2 separate regions of the Mus musculus genome follow, and region 2 is linked to region 1. Evidence: chromatin loops called from intact Hi-C (ENCODE). Cell type or tissue: heart. All regions are shown on one strand.

Region 1 (8,000 bases):
TCTGGGGGAGGTGGAGCGGCAGGTGAGGGTGGAGACCGCCAGACTGGCTGTTCAAGCCTCCCCTGTAAGGCCCTGTCTGGGCTTACCTGGTATAATTGACTTTGTAGGTAGCGACATCCTCAGACTGGGACCGCTGCCGGAATTGAGCAGGGGTCTCCAGCTTCCAGTAGTTAAGGCAGAGCAGGAACATCTTTGAGAGCTCAAACATTGTCTGGCGCTCTCGGGGGGCCAGGTGGCTAAATTTGTACTGCACAAAGTTCAGTACACCCTGAGGAGTAAGGAGGGGACAAAATCAGGAGGAGGTGTGGACAGCCAACAGAGGCATGTCAAATAGGAGGGATTCTGTGAAGAGAACCTCTGACCCTTCCAACTTCCACACCCACTCTGAGGTCAGCAAACACCATGTCCCTTCCTTGAACCTCTCCCCTGTTCTCAGCTTGAGGAAATAAACCAGACTCTCCACCCTCTTAAGTCGCCTTTAATCTTGCTACATGCCCGCCCTACCTGTTCAATGTTAGGCTTCTCAAATGGGGGGCTGCCTAGAGACCCCTCCACCACTGGCCGTGTCATCTGCAGAATGCACTTCCGCAAGAGCTGTAAGGAAGAGGGATGGGCAGAAACAGGAGTAGCAGAGCTCAGAGAGCAGGATCCCCAACACACACCAAAGCTTCACCATCTTTACTCCATGAGAACTCACCTTGAAGAGGTAGAAATAGACTTGTTTGGTGTCTGTGTCCTCTTCCTTGTGAACAGACATGAACAGATTTTCTACATCTACTACCATTCCCAAGAGCCGGTTAATCTCGTCCTCTGACACATTCTCCAGGTGGGACACATGGTCCGCTGCAAGATGGTTACATTAGGGCTGGGAAGAACAGAAGAGCTCCACGGGGCTTGATTCCTGTACCTCCTCTAACTAGCCAGTGACACACCCTTGATTCTCCAATTCTTGACAGACAGGGAGACCCAGTGTTCTCAGTTCTCCCATCAGCCCTTGGTAGCTACCTGCTACCAAGGCAGATCTCCTTTTTTCCTTCCATGGGACATTCACATTTATTCCCTACCCAATATTTCCTTAGAAGGTCTCCAAGAAGCTCTGTGGTACTTATGTCACCCTGTTCAAACAGGACCTGGCTCCTGCCCTCCGCCCCAGCTCCAAAGGTGGTGCCTGCCTTACCCAAAGGGTGCTCACAGCTACGGCACAACTCGCTCAGGTTGGCAGCTGGCTGCTGGAGGTCCATGCGGGGTGCGGTGGGGGGCTTGGGGTTTTTCCAGCCATTACACTTGCAGGTTTCATTGGCCTGGAGGGGGAAGGTTCAGTTCCCTGATGCTGTCTGCATCCCAAGCGCAAGAGCGGCTCTATGGCTAGAGCTTCGCCCCCCATTCCTACCCCAGACCTTGGATGCCCCAAGCCCCGCCCCTTTTGCTCTAGGCCCCGCCCCCACCTTGCAAGCTGAGAAGACCCCTAGTTTCTCAAGCTTCTTGGCACGCGGCAGACCCCGGACTTGCGCCTTCCTCTGGCTAGCGCGCTGCTGCTGGCTCAGGCCAGGTCGAGCCGGATCCCCCCCACTTCCTACCCCGGCGCCCCCACTCCCTGTGCTCCCAGCTGGGGCTGCAGCTGGGGCAGGGGCTGGTGCCGGAGTCGGAGCCGGAGTGGAGGCTGAAGCCGGACTGGGCGCAGGAGTCGAAGTTGGGGCAGGGGCTGGGGAGTGAAGGGGCCGGGGCTGCGCTGCCGGGACCGGGTTTGGGGCCTGGGAAGGTTCCGCCATGGCCTCCCCCGCAGCGGAGCGGCGCCGCGCTCCCAGCCCTAGGGCCGCATGGGCAACCGGCGCACAGTGCGCAGGCGTCACGGCCCCGGCGCACGATGGGAGTCGTAGTCTTCCTTTGCCGCTTCCCATCCTTTGGCCTTCCATACTTTTTTTTTTCTTGGTTCCAGACAACCAAATGTCGCTTGGTTGAGCATCCTAGATTTGACCATTACTTCATTCTAATCTTTTTTAAGCCATCCGAGATAGTGACAATTACTATCCTCTTGGGAACAAGAGGCACCCCAGAACACTGGCCGTCTGGAGGATTTGTGGATGCTGCCCTTTTAAAGTCCATAGGTGGAAGAACAGGCCTGGGCCTGAGGTTGGCTCCCACATTGCAAAAGCCTGCCCTATTGTGGCTGCCGGCTAAGGCTTGCAGCTACAATAGAGATAAAATGTAACATTAATTCTACTATTTGTACTGTGGTGTTCACACTTATGAATTAACTTTGACAATCAGTTTTTGGGTTTTGTTTTGTTTTGTTTTATTTTGTTTTTTGAGACAGGGTTTCTCTGTGAAGCCCTGGCTGTCCTGGAACTCATTCTGTAGACCAGGCTGACCTCGAACTCAGAAATCCGCCTGGCTCTGCTTCCCAAGTGCTGGGATTAAAGGCATGCGCCATCACTGCCCAGTGACAATCAGCTTTTTCTATACTTGGGTTGCTGTTAAACAGAAACGGTTTTATTTTCAAAAGAACAAAGAGACATAGTTGTGGGCCATGCTGCTGTTGAATGTGTGTGTTCATGCACGGGCATTCGTGTGTGTGTGTGTGTGTGTGTGTTGGGAGTGGGCAGGAAAGGGGGGGGGGAGTGTGTTTGTGTGTGCTGAGAACTAAAGAACCAGAGAGACCAACACTGAAGATGCGGAGGGTAGGGGGTGGTCCCCTCTTCTGGCTCGCCTAGGCAGCTTTGAAGATGGAGAGGATTCCTGACCTCATACCCTTCCATCCTACCTCCATCTTTTTCCCTGCCCACTCCTTAATGGGGGGGTGGGGGTGGAGGAAAGCCAGAGAAATAGACAGTTTCTTCCCATTGTAGAGGTAGACTGTGAAAGGTCAGGGATAGTTCTTCCTGGAAGATCAGAAAGGCCCCCTCTTTTGGCTCAGTCCAGAGAACAATTTTCCTTGCCCCAGGCCCGATTCTTAAAAGGGCAGGGTAGGGCAGGGCCGGCAGGGCAGGGCAGGGCAGAGCAAGCCAGACCTTTTCAACCCCGTTGCTCAATCCCATCAGCTCCCAGGATGGAGCTGTAACCCCGCACATTCAGGTGATCCAGTTCCTTCATAGCCTCCTTCCTGCCCTCTGATGTGAGAGAAGGGCCCAGGGAGAAGCAGAAGCCGGTTCTGGACAAAAGCTGCAGCGCTTGCAAGGAAGATAAGACAGCGACTTGAGTGTTTTTGCCCTTCTGGATGGGAAGAGTGGGCGGGCCCTTCCTCTTCGCACCCGCCCCGGATGGGGGGTTGGGGAGCCCTCGCGCCCTCAGGCAGCAGTTGCACTCTCGGATGCAGCGGGTAGGAAGCAGTTTCTCCACCGGGCAGCGCGAACCCGGGGAAAACCGGGTAGCTTCCCGATGTCCCAGCGTGGCCCTTGCTGAACGGAATCAAGTGGCCACTCTACCAGTGAGGCTGCTCAGGGATGAGGTGCAGGGCAATGGCTGTGAGCAACCAAGTTTCCAAATAAAGGTGGATGCCCAAGGTTTCGCTCCGGAGGACTTGGTGGTGCGGATAGACGGCCAGAATCTGACGGTGACCGGCCAGCGGCAACACGAGTCGAATGACCCGAGCAGGGGCCGCTACCGCATGGAGCAGAGTGTTCACCGACAAATGCAGCTCCCGCCGACCTTAGATCCTGCAGCCATGACCTGCAGCCTGACCCCCTCTGGCCATCTGTGGCTCAGGGGACAAAACAAGTGCCTACCTCCCCCTGAAGCTCAAACAGGCCAGTCCCAGAAACCCAGGAGGGGAGGGCCTAAGAGCTCCTTACAAAACGAAAGTGTGAAGAATCCTTAGAGTCTCTTAGCGTTCTTCCTGCGGGAGAAGAGTTGAAGCCCAAACAGACTCGGCCCTGAGACTCAGGAGGGGAGGCCCTAGGCACTACAACCTACCCTAATGTATTAAACCGAGGTGTGCAGCAGCCTTAAGTCCTCCTGCTTTTTTCCTGAGGGTGAAGGGTTGGAGCTGTAGGGAGTAGGGTGACCAGGGGAGGGAACTCAAGGTGGTAGTAAGTACATCAATAATCAAGTTTCTGGCCCTGAGATAAACTAGGGGTGTGTATGGATTTAGCCAATAGCAATAGCTCCAGCAGGGAGCAGCAGAGAGCTGGGACAGCCTAGCTGTTGCCATTCAGAATCAGCTGATGGTCTGAACCAGGATGGACAGTGTTGAACCTGGCATGGAGGTGTCACGAAGGACAGTGGTAGTGATGGGCTGTAGCACCGGCCTTACGACCAGTACTCGGTGTTCCTCGTCAGGGAGAGGAGATATTTAAAAAAAAAAAAAAGGTCTGAGTCCTAATTAGGTCCTATCAAAAAACCCTCACAGGTCACTTCAGACACCAACAATCTTCAAATACAGGTTGCATATCCTTTAATGTAAGCTGGGGGGAGACAGATGTCAGCCCCAGGTCAGTCCTATCCTCTTCCACCATCAGAACTACCAACAGCAGGGCTTCTTTCTTTTGGTTACCATGACCACCAGCATCCTCTCACACACAGGGAGTAGAGCCATTTAATGAGATTGGATGATTCATTTAAATTAACTTCAGGAAAAACAGAGAGGCTACGTATGGCCTGATCAGCTGCCAGAGAAGGACGAGGAAGACAAGCGTGAGGTCGATCGATCGGCTGACTATATTGACAAGATACTGATTGGTTACATGGTGAAGAAAACATACAATACAAAATACAGAAAAAGTTGGTTCCATCCCTCCCACTCCCCCCCCTTACCCACCCACCCCCAAATACTCATCATCGTGATTTGGTCAGAACAGGGCTCAGAGCCAGAGGTCAGAGTGACCAAGGGTGGAGGGATCCTGGGCCATGGGTGTCCGGCTGTCAATAATGATGCTTAAGTAATGCTGCGGTTTCTCTCCCAGCTGGGAGTCAGTTGGGGAGGAGGCTGCAGCCTGATTGACAGCCAGCTGAGGGAAGAGCAGCCTGTCCCTTCCCCAGCTCAGGGCCTGCCCACTGCCCCAGCCTAAGACGCTCCCAACAAGTTAAGATGTGGGTGCTCTTGCTGAGTCCGCTCTCCAGCAAGAAGGGAAGAAAGGGTGACTGCTCCAAGCCCTGTCCCCACGGATGAGGAGCACAGGAGCATGGCTACTACCAGCAAAGGGCAAGTGGGGGAGCGGGAGAAAGGGACCTGGGAAGAGCAGAAGATCATATATATTAAAAAAGTGACTTAAGACTTAAAATTGAATTAGTATTTGTACAGAAAGGTGCAGGTGGAATAACTCCCTCCGGCCTAGGATCAAAGTTATGCGGAGAATTCTTGATGGACCCTTCCCCTGCCCCCAGTGGTGGCCCGAGTTGTTAAGTGCGATTGGTTAGAGTAGATTCCAGTCGGGTCATTGTGGTGGAGGAGTGGGGGCAGTGGCAGGTAAGGGGGCTCAGTTGCTGCAGCACTGGCTCCGGCTGGCTGGGTTGCTCTCCTGCAGATCCACACCTCTGGTTCGGCCCGGAGCCCCAGCCGCATTCTGGGGCTCATTCTTGGGAAGCTTCTTAGCTGTTAGGGAGAGAAGGGGAAGTAGGTTTTGAGGTCACCCTAACACTCTCCCCTACTCAGTGACAGCCAGAATACTGGAGGGCTTGTGTGCCAGGTATACTGTGTCCCTAGAAACTGAAGCAGAGAACTTGCCCAAAACCCGAGTGACAACCGGCATTGCCAGGATTTGAACTCATAGACAGAAGGATTCCTGAGGCAAATGAGCTAAAGTCCTATGGGGGAAGACATGGCAATGGAAGGCTCTGACATGGGCAGGGAGAATAACACTTAGACTGGTCCAGGCATTAGAAAGTTTTGCATCTGGGAGTCAGACGATTTTACCAGTTAATTTTATTTAAAAAATTTTTAATTTTAGGTATATGAGCACACTGTCACTGACACACCAGAATCGGATCGAATGATTGTGAGCTGGGAATTGAACTCATGATCTCTGGAAGAGCAGCTGGTGCTCTTAACTACTGAGCCATCTCTCCAGCTCAATTTTATAAGTTTAAATGGTAAAAATTCTGCTGGGGAAGATATCCCACAGACCCACTAGAGACTAGCACACAGGGTCCTGTTCTGCTCAGGGGAAGGACAGGGAGAGACAACTTACCTATTGCCATGAAAATTTCATTCACGTTCATTGCAGTCTTGGCAGACGTCTCCATGAAGAGCAAGCTGTTGTCATCTGCATAGGCTTGTGCTTCCTGACTCAGGCATGTGAGGAAGAGAGTGGGAGGGGAACATGGCAGATGGCAGGGCTAAGACCCAGGATAAGATCTTCCTTGGTCTCTGCCCTTATAAATCAAGAGACTGACTGGGCAAATGCAGGGGTTTCAGGCTTAGGGTTCCCCTGTTCTGGGTTTCCCCAAAACACCAGCATCACCTGCTCTCCACTCACACGCCACACCTCGCAGTTCACAAATATTGGCAGATTCTTAATAGCTTCCCTAGGTCCTCTCTGTCTACTTGTTCTTCAAAATCACCAGGCGAAAGATCCTCCTGGAGAGAGATCTCCTGCACTATGCCTGCACATCTGGACAAAAGCATGAGCAGATGTGGATGCCACCTGCAGCACTGTCTCTAGTCCTCAGCGGTTATAAGCAATCCAGGAGGCCATCGAGTTAGGACTGGAAAAAGATGAACTGAGGGGTGTGGAGGCTCATGATTGTAACCCCAGGAAAAACAAGAGGTTCAGGAGTTCAAGGCCAGCAGCCTGGGCTACTACATACTACATGAGATACTTCCTGCTCCCCACCCCTACAAAAAACATAGGACACTGTAACATATAGTACATGTGGTACACAGCATATTCCCATCCATGATGTAAAGTAAAAGATATGTACATTTTTGGGAAAACCAAAACCTGGGAATTCTGGATAAGAGAGGCTAAGTTTCTAGGATTAAAGACACTAAACTCATTCTCTAGGCCTTGTTGGAGTATTTGAAGTTTACATGCATGCATTGCCTAAAAAAGTACTGCTTCAGTCCATTTGGCTTACAAAGCAAACGTGCAGAAATATTACCTATCCACCCACTCCCACAACACAAAGACAATTCCTTTATGGCCTGTGCTTGAGTCCTGAGAGGACAGCAGATGAGAGCTGCCACTGCCTGTCACCTTACAGGGCCCAGGCAGCCTGGAGAGGCCTCCCTTACAGAGCCAATGCACCCTTCCCCAAGTTCTGTCACTTTACCTGAAACTCCACAGCTCTCTTGCTGGCCAGGTCTGCTTTGTTCCCCGCTAGTGCAATGACGATGTTGGGGCTGGCCTGCCTCTGTAACTCCTTCACCCAATTCTTAGCCCGTGCAAATGTATCCTGAGGAGACAGGATGGCAATGTCAAAGGGACAAAGGAAATAGTCTACTCAGGGTTACTCAGTTGCAAATGCAAACTGGCATAGCCATAGGCATTTGAAACATCACCCCTAAAGATTCTTATGCTCTTTTTCCAGTCAACAGGAAATCCGCCCATACACCACCCCGAACAGAAGGCTGAGTGGTCTGAAATGAGGTTGTTTGTTTGTTTGTTTTTAAGATTTATTTCATCTATGTGAGTACATTGTCTCTGTCTTCAGACACTCCAGAAGAGGGCATCGGATCCCATTACAGATGGTTGTGAGCCACCAAGTGGTTGCTGAGAATTGAACTCAGGACCTCTGGAAGAGCAGTCAGTGCTCTTAACTGCTGAGCCATCTCTCTAGCCCCCCAAATGAGGTTTTTATAACCCAGTTCTTGGGGATTTACAGAAATGAAGGACAAAGAGAAAAGAAGGAAAGTCTTTACTGTGTTGGTGATGTCATAGACCACAATGGCTGCTTGGGCCCCCCGATAGTACATCGGGGCCAGGCTGTGATAGCGCTCTTGGCCAGCTGTGTCCCAGATCTCAAACTTGACCGTTGTATCGTCTAAGCAGACAGTCTGTGTGAGGAAAGCCGCTGCAAGAGAAAAGGTGGTGTCATTAGGCAAGGAAGAACTGGAAACCACCCTG
Region 2 (8,000 bases), 170 kb after region 1:
GTACTTGGTGAGTCCCGCTTCCAGGAGGGCTGGCCGGGGCCATCTCCTTTATGGGCTTTGGGTCTCAGCATGGAGGATTTCAGGGTACACCTGAGGAGAGAGAAAGGGAAACCTGCCCCAGCTTGCTTCTCTCCTGAGCAGAAAGCTTCTCTCAATTCTACACCCACCAAGGAAGAGGCGAGAGCCAAGGGAGGAGCTGGGGCCACGCCCATGAAGAGTTACTTTTCTGCCCCTCTAACCAGCAGCTCTCAGCACTTTCGCGACCCCCACAACCCGCCCCAAGTTAAATTATCTTCCTGGTCCATTGGTGGGGTTTGTATTTTGTTGAAGCCGTTTCCTTGGCAGGCATGCAAATGGTCAGGAAAGAAACCAGGAGAGAGGATAGGGTTGAAGGAAGCCAGGGATCTCAGTGGTCCCTCACGCTGGGTCCATTAGCAGGGGTTTATCGGAAGTCCTAGGGAAATCGCATCCCTCAGAAAGCTCCAGGCAGCGTGGGCAGGAGGCTGAGGGCAAGTTGTGCTCATTGCGCTTCCCCCCTACCCCCACCCCTGCCCGGCAGCGAAAGCAGTTGACGGATACGTGAAGCCACAGATCAAGCAAGTGGTCCCTGAGTAAGTGTCCAGAGCCAGCTCTGGGGCTCCCGATACCTCTCTGTCCTCTTCTACCTCCAATACTGGGAAATGTGGCTTAAGCCCTTGAGAAGGAAAGATTCAACTGTCCTGGGATAGCACCCAGGACCTCGTGCCTGCAGCTTGAGTCCCAGAGCCCAATGGGGACACTTTGATCAAATGACATGAAGATGCTAGAAGCCCCCACCCCCACCCGCCATCTGTACCACTGGTCTCTCTGGACCCTGAGGCCGAGGTCTGCTTCTTTTTTGCAGGTTCGTCAATGCATCCACAGATGCCGGAGCCAGCGCCACCTACATGGACCAGGCTCCTTCCCCAGTCGTGTGCCCTCAACCTCACTACAACATGTACCCACCCAAGTAGGTCATGGTTTTACAGGGGTCCATGGGGAGAAACTGGGGCTGGGCCTCAGGCTAGATTCTTGAGGTACAAAAGCATCCAGAGGTCCCCTGAATTTGACTTTATCCAGGCCTGGGCTGTAGCTCTGCCCAAGTTATAGGAAGGTGAAGTCAGTCGCTCAGAGCATTTTGGAACTAGACAACAAGGGTCCTGTCCTCTTTCTGGTACAGTTTATATGATCCTGAGAAATTTTTCTCAGGTGCATGTAGAGGCAACAGGTGTTCCTCCCCACCTCCCCTGGGGTGGGGGTGGGGAATTGGGATCAGGCTCAAATGGAATGGTGATGTGGAACCTTTACATGTAGGGTTGTCAGAAGGGTGTAAGACGCTGCTGCTGCTTCTGTTGGCATGGATACAAGGAAGGAGTGGGAGAGTTGGTCCTTTCTAAGCGATAGTGGCCAAGGCTGGATACCTGGGTTTAGGGAGGTAGCACACTGCAGTTGGACAGCACGTGGCAATCACAAAGACTTACATTCTCTTTTAAAAGTTTTAAGTTGTGTGTGTGTGTGTGTGTGTGTGTGTGAGAGAGAGAGAGAGAGAGAGAGAGAGAGAGAGAGAGAGAGAGAGAGAGAAGAGAGAGAGAGAGCACGAGAGCTTGCATGAATCAGTTCTGTGCTCCCACTATTCCAGGACTGAACTCAAGTCACCAGGATTGATTTGTTGGCAAGCATCATTGAGCCGTATCTCCAGCCTCTATATTATCATTTATGTATATGGTATAGATCTACGTGTCCATGTAGCTCTGTGCAAGTGTGCACACGTGCGGAGACCAGGGGTCAATGCCAGACATATTTCTCAATCACTTTCCACCTTATTTTCTGATCTGTCTCTCACTGAACCTGAAACCCATTTGCCTAGGCTGGCTGGCCAATGGGTTCCAAAGATCCCCCTGTGTCTGTCTTCCCCACCCCCCTGTGCTGGGGTTACAGACACACTGCCACACCGATATTTGTGTAGGCACTGCAGATCTTACCTCAGGTCCTCTTGCGTGTGAAGCAGTCCCTTGGCTCAGGCACTGCCCAGCCTCCTTTGGAAGTTCTTACTAGCGATGTGTATTGTATGGAGGGGTGAGCTTCATGATGGTATTATCATTCAAGCCCTAGGCTCTGATTCTTAGGCTCTATGTAGTCCTACTGGCCTGGAATTCACCTGTCTTTGCCTTACAAGTGAAAGCTGGGATTAAAAGCCTGCACTACCACACCCAGCCAAGATCTAGAGTCTGATTCTAGCTGCAGGTGGCTCCAAACAAGTTTCCCAGTTCCTAATTCTCACTTTAAGATGGTTTGGAGGATTAGTGGTCAGTGGCTGAAAGCCACTACGGGGGGGGGGGGTCATGAAGGATGTGGTAGCATATGTAAGTGAAGAATGTCATACATAGGTGAGTGGCCAGTCACCTTGTCTTATAAGTACAGGCAAGGGGAAAACGCCCTGAGATCATGGTATGAAGCAAGAGTGGAATGGAAGTAGATTATCTTCCCCAATCCAGCCTGGTGGGAGTTCCAGGCCAGGCTGCCATGGGTCCTGTCCTCAGGAGACTCCAGTCTTTGTGAGCAGCAGCCTGAGGACGCTCTATGGGGGTTTGGAGCCATGAGACCTGCCAGTTTCTCCAACATCCCTCTCTTTGCCAGCCCTGACCCTGTCCTTGACCAAGATGGCGAGTTTGACCTGGATGAGAGCATGGATGTTGCCAGGCACGTGGAAGAACTTTTACGCCGGCCCATGGACAGTCTCGACGCCCGCCTCTCCCCACCTGCTGGTCTCTTCACCTCCGCTAGAAGCTCCCTGTCCTGAACGCTGGACTCCATGCTTCTCTTGGAAAACCACCTTCAGTGTGAGGAGCCCACGTCAGTTGTAGTATCTCTGTTCATACCAACAATGGCTTTGCACGTTTCACAGGGCTACCTTGCCCACACAGTTCTGGGTTTGTGGCTAAAGCGGTGGTGACCTTTTTGTTCAGACCTCAAGGGCCCCCAGGGCCTCTCGTGTAAGAGCTGAACCTATCATTGCTGACAAACCTATTTCTCCGGTGTCCTTTTTCTGTCCAATGGCCATTTCAGTGAAATTCTAGAAAAGGCAGGGAGGCAGGTTTAGGCAACTAAGTTGGAGTTTTACTCCTAAGCTAGAAGCTTCGCCCAGACCGGTGTGCTCCTGTCCTCGCACAGGTGGAAGATTGGGGTTCATCTTAGTGACCCTTTATACCTTTGTGTATACATACGGGCTGCAGACTTTGTGATTGCTCGGTGTGCTTAAGCTGTTCCCTTCAACACAGCAGAGGGCTGCCACAGCCGAGTGTCAGTTCTTGCGCCAGGGTGGATGGACGTGAGATTCAAGTCTAACGGCCTTGTCCACGTTCCCACCATCCCTTTTCTCCATTCGATATCCTCACCCTTCCAGATGGATTCATCCTTCTTGCTTTTTTTTTTTTTTTTATGTTTTTGCTTTGCTTTTTTGAGACAAGGTCTCTCCATATATCCCAGACTATCCATGAATGATCCTCCTACCTGTTTCTAGAGTGCTAGGATTACAGGCATGCATGACCACACGTGGCCTCATCCTTTCTTCCTTTCCTGTTTGCAACCTTGCTTATTATATCAGAAAGGAGGGGAATACTGGGGGTCTGGGAGGAGGAAACCTGGGGCGAAAAACCTGTAGCACACAAAACCTGTACACACTGTCTGAAGGAAGGGGGTGGGGAGCGCTCAGTCTGCTCCACTCTGCTGGGCGGCAAGACCTAGAACGGGCCCTGCACTGTCCCACCATGGGTTGTGGTCTCAGAAATCGCTTCAGCAGCTCTTCCCTGGAGGCTGTGACAGAGCAGCCAGGAGGAGCCGACTAGGAGTCCTGGCTTCCAACCTCTCTGAAGGAAGCAGAGGGATGCTTTTTATATTTTGTACATAGAACTCAACATTTATGTAAACAGTGTTTTTGAATAAAGTTTTTGTTGGTTTGGTTTTTGCAAATCTACCAGTCTGCTTCCTGGTTTACTGGGCTGTGTGATGGATGGGCTTTTCACTAAAGTTGAAGTTTTGTTCCCAATTTTAGCTTGGAGTTATCTCTGCTCCCTCTGCTGTGATCTTAAGGGTGCTGCTGCCCTAAAGCAGTGTCAGAAAGCTAAACACTCTCTCTCTCTCTGTGTGTGTGTGTGTGTGGTGTATGTGTGTATTTGTTAGGGGCTACATGCCCAGGAAAATGTGTGTGTGTTAGGGGCTACATGCCCAGGAAAGCAGGGGTTTAAGGGCTTGGGGAAAGAAGGTGCAAGAATGAAAGCAAAGCTATAGTCCAGGCTACCCCTCCCCAGCAGCCCCCTAAGCAATCACAGGGGCCAGGGCCAGAGTGCCTGTCAACCTTCCTGTGGCCAAGGGCATTAGAGAGCCTGGACAACAGCCCTTCATCCCCTGGCCTCTTCCCAGAGCCTAGCAGGTGACATCAGCCAACTGCTGCCATAGACTGAGAAAGCAAAGGAAACTAGTCAGGACAGAGAGGCCTGCCTTGCCCTAGCTGGACCTCTGGCACCCAGGTACAATTAGTCCAGGACTCAGGGTTGGAGCCTTGGACTTAAAGAGCACACTCCTGGGCTGGAGTGAGCAGGTAAGAGCACTGACTGCTCTTCCAAGGTCATGAGTTCAAATCTCAGCAACCACATGGTGGCTCACAACCACCTGTAACAAGATCTGACACCTTCTTCTGGCGCATCTGAGGACAGCTACAGTGTACTTGTGTATAGTAATAATTCTTTGGGCTGGAGCCAGCCGAGGTCCTCAAATTCAACTCCCAACAACCACATGAAGGCTCACAACCATCTGTACAGCTCCAGTGTACTCATATACATCTTTTTAAAAAGGGGGGGGGCACACTACTGAGGATTGAGGGTTGGGGCATGAGGAACTGTAAGACAGGTTACCTCAGAGTTCCAATCATGTTTGGGGGAAGGAGCTCAGTTCACAGCCTGTCCCAGGCAGGGTGGCTGGGGATTGGAAGCAGGGTCTGGCCCTGCCTCAGTCGTGCTAAGAACACTGATCCCTGCTTCCATCTCTGCAGAGGCGGCACTGGTATCTCTCACCGAGGCACCCAGTGCAGGGCTGGGCTCCAAGGTACTGAGCAGGGAGAGGAGTAGGTGGGGGGTGCTGTGAGCAGGCGCCTTGTCTGTGGCCTTTTCCTCAATTATCGTTGCTGACTGCCCAGGGGCCCTGTAGCCACCAGCCAGGGAAGTGGCTGCAAGTTGTCCCCACTGTAAAGAAGGTGATAATGGGCCAACTGTGGAAGGAGAGGCCTTGGTCTACACCCCAGCCCTCCCGCCCTCCATTAGGGAGCTTATCTGACTCCAGAACAAACACAGCAGCTTTGGGAGGGCAGAGGGAGGAGGCCACTCTGACACTGTCCTGCCACTGGACTATGACCTCTGGCTCCTGGGTCACCTCTTCTGGAGGACGGTAGCTGATGTAAGGTGGGGGGCCTGCATCACCCTGGGAATGAGAAGCAAACAGAACTTCAACCGAGCTGGGCTGCTCTATCCCCTCTTATCATGTGCTCCTAGCCCGGCTCTGCCTCTTCCAAGCACAACCTAGGCAAAGGTGGTCCCGCCAGCCAGCCAGCCCCCACTGCCAGACAGTTCCTATATAATCTTTATTTCTGGAAGTTAAAGTAGTTACAGCAATATACAAAAACAAACAACAACAAAAAACAACCCACAATAATATAAATTTTTACACTAGAAAGTTTACATTGGAATCTGAGTGCAGTGGCCAGAACACAAGCCACTGCACTGAAAGGCTAAGCAGTCTGCAGGCTGGGTGAGGCTGGGGCCAAGTGGGGCCAAGGAGAGGGAAAGTGGGCAGTTCCAGGGGCTCACTATGGGTGGTTAACCCAGGCACACAGACTTCCCAGAGCCCCTGAGGTACAACACCAGCCCCAGAGAAGCCCTCACCTTGTTCCTGGGTCCCCAGGATTGAAAGCCATAAAAATGCCCAAGCCTTGCCTTCCTAAATACCCTTTCAGTTTATAAGTTCAGCTTATTGTATAACTAAAGAACATTGATGGGGTGGGAGAGCAGTAACTGTCTCGAAGCAGAAGGCTGGGGTGGTCAAGGCAAGCAGTTCGTCTTGGAGACAATGTCCTCACTGCCCTTAATTCAGACACTGGTTAACTGGAAGGAAACAATTCCACAGACACTGATCAGCTGAATGAGGTGGCTTTGAGTCACTGAATCTAGCCATGCCTCTGTCAGGAAAGGCTTGCCTTGAACACTCAGTGTTCCAGTAAGCTGAGTGAGCGAAGCAAGCAAGCGACATGGAGGCCACAGTAGGTGCAGGAACTGTGTTCCACCTCACCTGGGAGACCCAATGGGGAGCAGACAGTTGCCAGTCTCAGGGGAGGCCAAGAATACACCACTCATATGAGGGCAGACCTGGAGTATATGTCAGCTTTTGCCCTGTGGTTACAGATATCCCTGGGAACCAAGCGCATAGAATAAGGACCATACTCCCTGAGCTTTGCTGAGGGCCTGTAGTCTGAGGCAGGTTCAAACCTGTAAGGCAATCCCTCTCGACACAAGGTCCTGAGGCAGGGATTCCCAATAGAAGCAGGACAGAGGGCCTTTGGACATGGGAAGGGGACATACTACCAGCAAGGTCAAGTGGGAAAGGAAGGCAGGTTGACCCTAGGCCCAGTAAGGCACCCACAGGGCAGGCTGACCCTGAAACAGGGTCTGGAGTCTGGGTTGGGGAGGGAGTAGGGTGATGACAAAGGCTTTCCAGTGCCCTTGGCCTACCTCACACCTCCAACCGACAAGCATACTGGGTAAACAAAACCCAGGGATATCTAGGTTCTCTCTAGCCTTTGTGTTTGAACCAGAGGCCAAGCCACAGCTCTCGGATCTCTTTTACAGATTTGATCTGCAACCATTCCAGGGTTTATATAGATGATCAGCCTGAAGACAGCGCTGGAGAGGCTGTTAACTGAGTATTCCTTGATATGGAAAGGCTATGCTGTGTCAGTGTGTTTTGCCCTTTAATTCTTATTTTTTTTTTTTTTAATTTAAAGAGGAACCTCTGGGCTTAGTCCTAGCTTCTATGTGGATATTAGCAAGGTTGAAAGTGCAGAGCCAGGAGTTCCCAGCCTGGGGTATCAGCTCACAGAGTGGGGCAACAGGATGCCATGGGCACCAGGAGGCACTTGTCTAACAACCAACCCCGAGCTGCTGAAAAAGGAGGGCAGGCGGGCAGGACAGGAGGTGTTCCCCTTGCTCCCTTCTGCTCTCAGCCCCATCCCCAGACTCAGAGGTGCTCTCCTCTTTACATAACAGTTTATCACCCACACTCACTCATTTCTCTATTTTAAAAAGTGCCCAGATTGCCCAAAGATAGCAGAAGTAGGAAATTAAAAAAAAAAATCTGGAACCACAAAGTTAGGAGTTTCAGACGATATGGGGTTCGGCTGCTTAGGGGTGGAGCACGGGGCAGGTGTCTCAAGTCACGTCTCTGCAGCTTCTGGTTTCAGCTCCTCACATGGGGGAGGTAGCACACTCCGAGGTCAGATCCATGTCAAACGTGAGCGACTCTGCAGAGACACACAGAGAGTGTCAGTTCAGCCACCTGACTAAAGCCGACTCACAAACCCTCATCCCTCTGTACGAGGACAGGGCTCAGGAACCACCAGTCTCCTGTTCCTTCAGACATGGACAAGGTCAGAAAAGCCAGACTTCCTGCCCCTCACAGGAGGGCCTTGCCCTCCCAGAAGAGCACAGTCTCCACCTCAGCCCTCACTCTCTCTTTCAGGGGTCTGAGGCTGCCCTGGGTGTGGTAGCCTTAGCCACACACTGCCACCTGAGACTAGCCTAAATCAAAGGCATCAAAGCCACTCCATTTCAAAGACTCAGTAGAGGAGGCGGGACAGGGGAGGACAGCTCCATGATTTCTCAGATGCTGAAGTGCCGCTGCTGCTTACCCAAGCTGTCAAAGTCTCTTACTGCTTTTAC

Evidence for each region. A loop is a pair of places that touch in the nucleus more often than their neighbours do. Peaks named below come from ENCODE experiments on the same cell type or tissue, not always from the same donor. Only the 100,000 strongest peaks of a DNase experiment are listed, where the experiment ranks them.
Region 2: it touches region 1 in a loop (2.4-fold over the local background); 1 of 42 quality-filtered maps calls a loop at or near these places.

Annotation. Positions count from the first base shown.
Region 1 is chr11:100,710,636-100,718,635 of GRCm38, forward strand. Kat2a (K(lysine) acetyltransferase 2A) reads right to left here and starts at 1,832. Exons shown (of 18, transcript NM_001038010.2): 1 at 1,446-1,832; 2 at 1,178-1,301; 3 at 698-843; 4 at 505-594; 5 at 87-268; 6 at 1. The coding sequence starts at 1,769. It overlaps Hspb9 (heat shock protein, alpha-crystallin-related, B9), which reads left to right and starts at 3,294. Exons shown (of 1, transcript NM_029307.2): 1 at 3,294-3,940. The coding sequence starts at 3,308. The coding sequence ends at 3,814. It overlaps Rab5c (RAB5C, member RAS oncogene family), which reads right to left. Exons shown (of 6, transcript NM_024456.5): 3 at 7,796-7,947; 4 at 7,207-7,329; 5 at 6,123-6,216; 6 at 4,368-5,527. The coding sequence ends at 5,412. In heart, a CTCF peak has its summit at 4,097 (motif pointing right); DNase peaks (open chromatin) are centred at 1,816, 3,256, 3,806, 3,866 and 3 weaker places; H3K4me3 peaks cover 2,986 bases; H3K27ac peaks cover 2,882 bases.
Region 2 is chr11:100,881,179-100,889,178 of GRCm38, forward strand. It overlaps Stat5a (signal transducer and activator of transcription 5A), which reads left to right. Exons shown (of 20, transcript NM_011488.3): 17 at 1-7; 18 at 560-611; 19 at 884-988; 20 at 2,656-3,991. The coding sequence ends at 2,818. It overlaps Stat3 (signal transducer and activator of transcription 3), which reads right to left. Exons shown (of 24, transcript NM_213659.3): 24 at 5,628-7,582. The coding sequence ends at 7,527. Among named protein-coding and RNA genes, the nearest start is that of Stat5a, 26 kb to the left of the region's middle. In heart, no CTCF peak of the experiment used is centred here; DNase peaks (open chromatin) are centred at 2,673 and 4,473; H3K4me3 peaks cover 527 bases; H3K27ac peaks cover 3,187 bases.